Regions from separate parts of the Mus musculus genome. Here region 2 is linked to region 1. Evidence: chromatin contacts called from ENCODE Hi-C or POLR2A ChIA-PET data. All regions are on one chromosome and are shown on one strand. Each heading gives the region's core, a stretch centred on a gene start or an enhancer-like site at or near the end of the contact. The rest is flanking DNA. Distances are from core to core; before and after follow the strand shown.

Region 1 (3,506 bases), core at 979-3,478:
TACTTTGCCGACTCTGGTATGGCGTACCCAGAGATTTGAGGTTGGTCCATCTTATCCAAAGCATTCAAAAGCTATCAGTGTTCTGTGGCAACAACATTCACAGCAGATTAATCAAAACTGGCCACATGCTAGAGCCAAAAGAGACCAGCATCAGTCCTAGACTAGGGGTTCTAGGACAAGCTGCATTCCTTACAAATGAAGAAGGGTTCCCTTGAGCACTAGTGACTGTGCCACCACCGTGCTGAGTGTGCACTGCTGTGCTGATGCACCATGACCGAGAACAACCTTGGGCTGAAAGGGTTTATCTAGCTCACATGTCCTGATTCACAGTCAGCCGAGGGAAGCGGGAGGCAGGAACTCAAGCTGGGCAGGATCCCTGAGGTGGGAGCTCATGTCTGGGTCACGGAGGGGTGATGCTTACTGGCTTTCTTCTCGTGGATTGCTCTGCCTGATTTCTTATAGAACCCAAAACCATAAGGCCAGAGGTGATCTCACCCCACAAAGGGCTGTGTTCCCCTACATTAATCATGAAGAAAATGCCCTACAGGTCTTCCTGCCTGCTACAGCCTGATCTTATAGAGGCATACATTTTTCTTTTTCTTTTCTTCTTTTTTTTTCTTTTTCTTTCTTTCTTTCTTTTTTTTTTTTTTTTTTTTTTTGAGACAGAGTGTTTCTGTGTAGCCTTGGCTGTTCTATAACTCACCCTGTAGACAGGCTGGCCTACAGTTCACAGAGACCTACCTGTCTGTGCCTCCTGAGTGCTAAGATAAAAGATGTGTGTTACCACTGCCTGCTGAGGCACATTTTTTTTTTCAATTGAAAAAAAAAAAAAAAAAAAAAAAACCTCTCCTCTCAGATGATTCTAGCTTTTGACAAGTTTGCATAAAACTAGCCAGAACACCTTGGAAGAGGGTTCACTTTCAAAACAGGACATACAGAGGGAATGGGTGGGAAACTCTCGTAAAGAAAAACCATGTATTGCAGGAAAGGGTTAAAACCACGAGCAGAAACATTACAGGACGATTTCCAAACTCAGAGGTGGGAAGAGCCTGTACTGGAACTCAACAGGATTAGTAGACTGCGTTACTGCAAATGGAATCTGAAGTAGCTGTGTGCCCATGGCCAGTGCTCCTGGGCATCGGAGCCGGGGCTGACATCTGGAGATCGTATGGAAAACCTCAACTATGGGAAGCAGTAGGGTTTATAACTTAAGACAGGTCTGGCCTCTTATTTCTGTCCCTGTCATAAATACTATTTGGTACATGGGAAAAGGCCAATTGTGCTGGGAGGAATTCAGGATACCTAATTTCTTTCATTGTAATATGACTGTCTATCTCCTCAAGGCTGAGCCTGGTATAACACCAGGTAATAGACCAGATGGAGCCATTATCCAAAAACTAAGAGTTCCAGTAATTCAGATATTGAAGAGCAGTCTCCCGAATTGGAGCTTTCACCCCCACAGGAGGTGACTGCGGTGAACGCACGCCAGCCAGATGAAAGGCTCGAGTTAAAGAGTAGCCAACTGTCTGAGATGCAGCCGACTACAGAGAAAGTGTTCTATGAAGGTCAAGCGACAGTAAACACTTAAGGAGTGTATTGACACAGTTGGAGGAACTCGCTGGGTTGGGAAGCCTTCCTCCTTGATCTGCCCCTCCGAAGCCAGCCTGTATTCCTAATTACTGTAACTTTAGGTAGTGTAGTCCTATTATTAAAACATCACATGTAAAAATATTTCACAGAGAGTTCAAAAAGAAGAAAAGGTCAGGTCCAGATCATGATGACTGGTAGTTTTGATAAACCCTTAAAAGTTTTAAGACAGGGGTGGGTGGGTATGGGGGACTTTTGGTATAGCATTGGAAATGTAAATGAGCTAAATACCTAATAAAAAATGGAAAGAAAAAAAAAAAAACGTTTTAAGACAGCCTGTGAGCGGTGGTGGCGCACGCCTTTAATCCGAACACTTGGGAGGCAGAGGCAGGCGGATTTCTGAGCCTGGTCTACAGAGTGAGTTCCAGGACAGCCAGGGCTATACAGAGAAACCCTGTCTCGAAAAATCAAAAAAAAAAAAAAAAAAAAAAAGAGAGAGAGACAGAGAAAAACTCAGCTTGGACCACCTCTAGCTCTCCAAACCTCGGCCCGGCCACGCCCACCTCATCTCCTGCACGCGGCCGGCACTCTGCCCCGCCTTCCGGTCCCGCCCCTTCCGCTGGCTGGACGCCCGGTCGGCGTGCACGCTCCCGAGTCCCGCCTGTGTGCAGCGAGCCAGCCAGTAAGCGCAGCGGAGATTGGGCTAGCGACGGAGGCTGAGGCCGAGTCGGAGACCCGGTAGGTAGCGGCGCGGGTGAAAGGAAGCCGCCAACCCCGGGAGGGGGAGGGGAGGGGCGGACCGGGTCGGGTGGCAGCGGCGAGCAGCCGCTTTGTTTCCTCGGGTGGCGCTCCGCCGGGCCGGGGTCTGCGCGCGAGACCCCCGCCGGAGCGCGGGATGCTGCGGCCGAGTTGGCGCATTGTGCGCGCCTTTTTTTTTTTCCCCCTTCTCTTTAAAGCACATATTTGTAGCTCACCTGGGGCTAACAAGCGCGTTTAATCATCATCCTGATAACAAACCTGGGAAATCAAGTGTTATTTCCCTCGATATAGCCTTGGAAAAGGATGGAAAATCTGAGTTTACGGCCAAAGTCTCTGCGCTTTAGAGCACTGTGGTCGGACTCAGTTTCGATTTTTAAATCCAACCTCTGCCTTTTGCAATCGTGTGACCTTCTGCCACCTTTAGTTTGCCCATCTGAAAAGTGGGGATGCAACCTATAGATGCTGTTTTGTATCTACCATCTGATATTCAGACCTTCCTTCCCCCCCCCCCCCCCCCATGGCTTCCTTCCCCAGGGAAGCTAGACTAGTTGATCGTCTGAAGTCTTTTAGTTTAATTTAGGTCCGTGGATGGCATGAGTCTCCCACTCATCAACTAGTAAAGGCTCTCAACGAAGGATCCAGGCCAGCCTGGCTACGTAATGCAAGACCTTTGGCCCCAGAGGAAGCAAACATAGATAGCATCTCTGGTGTTAACTTCATAGTTTTCACCACTATTATCATCACCGTGAATTACAAGCCATTGTGTTTCAATTTTAAAGATGGCGCATTTGGATGTTTTACATTTTGAGTTTTGCGTGGGGTTGTGTATGTTTTAACCCACAGCTTGGTAAACTGGGAGCTGACCCCATATGGACTCTGGGCTAACTGAGCTGCTAAAGATGCGGCAACAGTGAAACGTTTATGATGGCGCAACAACCAAAAATGAATTCAGAACCCAACACCGAGTAACTCCAAAGCTTTCCGGCCGAGTTTGTTAGAATTCCATCCTTGACCTAGCCACGGCCTCGGTTCCCTGCACCGAATGCGCAAGTGCTGTGTCTCCAGAAACGGTGATTTCCTTACAGAAAACAGAGGCTCTTGATGTTGCACCGTTCCTCAGCATCTGTTAAAAAAGCACATCTTTGGACAGTATTGGTTTA
Region 2 (3,942 bases), core at 15-2,514, 85 kb before region 1:
TAATGCTATCCTGCCTCGCCCAGCCAGGCGGGGCTAATTTATGGGTGGCACTCCGCACCGCGCGACAGCCCGAGGCGGGCTGCAGCGCCTCCCGGTGGACACACTGATGGTCGCAGAGTCCTCGCGCCCCCTGGTGGAAACCCACGGGAGTGGGTTGATTGATGCGGGCTCCGCCTGTCCGAGGCACCTCGACTCAGCTCTTGGAACACGTCTACGCTGGCAATAGAGGAGAGTCCTGGAGCCCGGCGTTCCGCAGAAAGGACACTGGAGCTGAGTTTTGGAAAAAGTAAGAGTGAACCAGAAAAATAACAACAAAAAAAAGGAACACTCCTGGAAGGAATCAAGAGATCAAGCAGAGGCGAAGGTTTGACAAATAGTAAGCAAATTTAAGATCGCAGTGGTGATGGGGACTTAAGCTAGTATGAAGAATTGTCGGGACTTGGATAAATGAGGAAAGAATACAGCGGGACAAGTAGATGGAGATTCTAGGACCCGAAACTCGCTACTTTTAGCGTGGGAAGCCTGGCTGTAGGTCGCGTCCAAGTGACAATATTCGACCAGCTCGCTGCCCCTATCCAAAGCTCGTGCTTGAAAGCCACATGCACACTCCACCCTTTCGCATTCACAAGGGTACGTCTAACACTACACCGGCACCCGTACAAGGAGGTTTTCCTTGGCTGACGTCATCAACACCTTGGCAGAGTGTTGTGCAGATCCCTTGACCAAGGATGGAGTGTCGCTCTGGGGTACCAAGCTTCTGGAACTCTAAACTTAGTCTCATCTTAGTCTTCAGATCGGTTGGCCGCAAGGCATCCACCTTTGAGGACTGGCTATTGGCCCCGAGCCCGGAGATTAATTCATGACGTCACTGCCCGAGCCTCTCGTCCCCATTCCTGCGCAGCTCTGCTTCAGAATTCTATGGGTTTCCTCCGTACTAGGACCCTGTGGCCCGGGACGATCTCCTATAGATCTGTCCCTTGTCTGGCTCCCTAAGGGACCCGGCTAAGGTGGATGGACTAGGGTCCTGAGTTCCCAGAAAAAATGTGTCTGCGCCGGAGGACAAACCTATCCCTCCGGGAAATTCAATTCCCTTCAACAGGGACTCTGGCCAATGGTAGAAAGGAGATCCGGGGACCTCTAAGGAAATGGAAAGACCGACTCACTAGTAGGGGCGAACGCGTAGACACCAGGGCGCGCAGCTCCAGGCCTGGGGTCCCGCAGGCGCCTCGCACCGCCTAAGTTCGGCCTCGCTCCGCCCACCTCCACCTCGTCCCTCCCTCTCTCCCTCCTCCCGAGGTCTCCTCCTCCTGACTCCTAGGGCGCCGCTAAGTTTCTTAGCTCCGGACCGCGCCGCGGGCTGTGTTCCCGTTGCCCGGTTCTCACGCACAGATCCCGGGCCTGGCCCTGGGCCCTTCGAGACCATGCTGTGCGGTGGCTGGAAAAGGAGTCGCCGCTCGCCGGAGGAATCCCGGGTGTCCGCCCAGGTCGCAGCGCCCCTCGCGTTCCCGCCCTCGCCCGCGTCGTCGGACAGCAGCACCAAAAGGCCTGGGCTACGGGCACTGAAGAAGATGGGTCAGTGACACACAAGGATGGGTCCGGGTGGGCGCGCACTGTCTCTAGGGACAACCTGGACGGAGCGGGGTGTACGGGCCACCTGGTTTGCCAGGGTGCTTGGAATTGGGGAGGATCTGACCAGGAGCACCAGCACTGTTCCAGTTGGGGTTCACACCTGGGGTCATCAGACTTCCAGGCTGTTTTAGAAGGCTTGGATGCCCCCGGTGCATTCTCACCGGGAGGCGCTCGCGGGGCCGTGCTGGGGTGAGAATTTGGGACTCGGGGCATGGATAGGGTTGCTGGAGAGTGAGGAGAATGGACTGAGAGATAAAGCTTGGAGTTAGGTTGGGGATGTAGCTCAATCGGTAGAGCTCTTAGCTCTGGGTTAGATCCCCAGTATCACAACGACTTACTGTTGTTAATCTCCCAGCACTGGCGAGGTGTCAGTAGGAGGATCAGGAGTTCAAGGTCATTCTCTGCTACAAAGTAAAGTGTGTGTGTGTGTGTGTGTGTGTGTGTGTATGAGTCTGGGGTCTATGAGACTCTGTTTCAAAAAAAAAAAAAAAAATACAATGCCAGGCAGTGGTGGCGCGCGCCTTTAATCCCAGCACTCGGGAGGCAGAGGCACGCGCACGCGGAGGTACGTACATTCATCTCCCAAGTGCTACTTGAGGTCTGTGGGCATCTTACAGCACCTGCTGTTCTTGATCCTGAGGGGCTGTTTACAGATGGCCTCTGCGAGATTCTAGACACCCAAGCCAGCCCTGTAACCCTCAGGTCTTCTCTGCCAGCAGTAACAAAGCCCTGGCAAGACCCGGGGCAATGGTGCGAAACAGTCCAGCTTCCTATTTCAGAGGTGAGAGGGAAGTCACTAGTCTTCAAGGAGCCCTCGAGTCGGCTCAATACCGCTGTGGTTTGCAGGTGTGGTGCTAAGCTCACCTTCCTGAGGTAGGTGTCCTGCACCCCATTTCACAGAGGAGGAAACTGACTCAGACATCAAAGAATCTAGTCGGGGCCACTCAGACTGTGTGCCATCCCAACCTACACGCTCAGAGTCTCGGCAAAATGGGACTCCCTGGGCTTGAACAAGGAGCATTTTATAAACTGTGAAGTGCAGGAAACTGAAGTGGTTTCTCAGGACTGTCAACCTGGTGACAGAACTCAGGGGTCCCAGATGCCAGCCTCCCCGGCTTCCCTCTCAGCTGTGCCCTCCTCTTCCTCATTCCACCAGAATGTATTGGATGTCCTCACCATGAGCATTGTGCCTGGGGCAGCTCTTCATCCTTCTCCGGTCCAGTCATTCAAGAAGTCAATATTTACCTACCATACAACAACAAACACAGCACACGCGGGCCTGTCCAAAGAGAGCTAAACAGCTCAGTACTGCTGTCAGAAGACGGACCTTGAGGGAAAGAGTCAGGGAGGGAGGAGCGGACTGTGATGCTGGGGAGGCAGAGAGGACCCCACTGAACCCCAGAGCTGGATGGAAGCTCATGTGAAGAGGAGAGAGGTAGACAGACACCTTAGAGTTTCTCTGAAGTTTGGGTGGTGCTAAGGGTCCCAGAAAATCCACTGGCTGAGTTAGAGGAGCAGATGGATAATAGGGTGGTCAAATAGGGCTGAAAGGAGGCAGGGAGTAGCTCGTGAAGAGGTGTTGGGGTTCAGGTGAGAGAGGCACAGAAGAGGAGGACGCACAGGCACGAGGAGGAGACAGGGTGGTGGCTGTCTAATATGAAGTCAGCCGTCTCTGGCTAGAGGTGGCACTAGTGGGGTTGGCTGTGTAAGATGATCTGCCACGGAGGCAGGACAGGGCTCTCGGGAGAAGCAGCCTGAGCCGTTGGCCCCTGGGGGTCGTGGATGCTGCTGGGGACAGAAAGGAAGCTTCCCACACCTGGGGCCATTTGCTGAGCCCCCGTCAGTGGCCACAGCACTAGGCCAGGGGCCGAGGCCACCAAGCAGGACAACTGAGGCTTGCCCTAGAGGTACACAGTGTAATAAGAAGAGACTTGTGGACACATAATTACGGGAGCGCCCAACTGAGTGTGTGTCAGCTGAGCGAGGCTGCACGGGAGCCCTGTGGAGCTCATCCTGAAACTATGGACTTACCAGCATGTCATCGTGCCCTCCCTGCCACTGGCTGAGTGACTGCTGAGTGACCACACAGAGTGTTGTAAGGAATGCCACCTCCTCAAGCAGTGCTGAGCCCACAATGGCTGAGGCCTAGGCCTGTCACCCACGTAGCCTCCATCCCCGCTGCAGATGCTGCGCCTCCCGAGATGACCCTCACCACCCCGCTCAGGCTAAGAGAAAACAGATCTTATTTCAGGTCAAGGAACTGGAGCAGGGAGTATCTCAGAGGAGCCCCAGGGAGGAAAAGGCCTGTGGAGC

What was found. A loop is a pair of places that touch in the nucleus more often than their neighbours do. ChIA-PET counts read pairs that join two places held with the same protein, here RNA polymerase II (POLR2A).
Region 2: a map of T-helper 2 cell shows a loop between it and region 1 (2.1-fold over the local background). The contact joins the promoter of Acbd4 here to the promoter of Dcakd in region 1. A Hi-C loop is called at or near these places in 1 of 37 maps with a recorded cell type or tissue (T-helper 2 cell). POLR2A ChIA-PET finds 5 or more read pairs at or near these places in 4 of 5 experiments (Patski and embryonic stem cell).

What each region holds. Positions count from the first base shown.
Region 1 is chr11:103,015,869-103,019,374 of GRCm38, reverse strand. Dcakd (dephospho-CoA kinase domain containing) reads left to right here and starts at 2,228. Exons shown (of 5, transcript NM_026551.3): 1 at 2,228-2,325.
Region 2 is chr11:103,099,010-103,102,951 of GRCm38, reverse strand. It overlaps Acbd4 (acyl-Coenzyme A binding domain containing 4), which reads right to left and starts at 1,264. Exons shown (of 11, transcript NM_025988.2): 1 at 1,164-1,264; 2 at 1-270. Plcd3 (phospholipase C, delta 3) reads left to right here and starts at 1,294. Exons shown (of 15, transcript NM_152813.3): 1 at 1,294-1,572. The coding sequence starts at 1,422.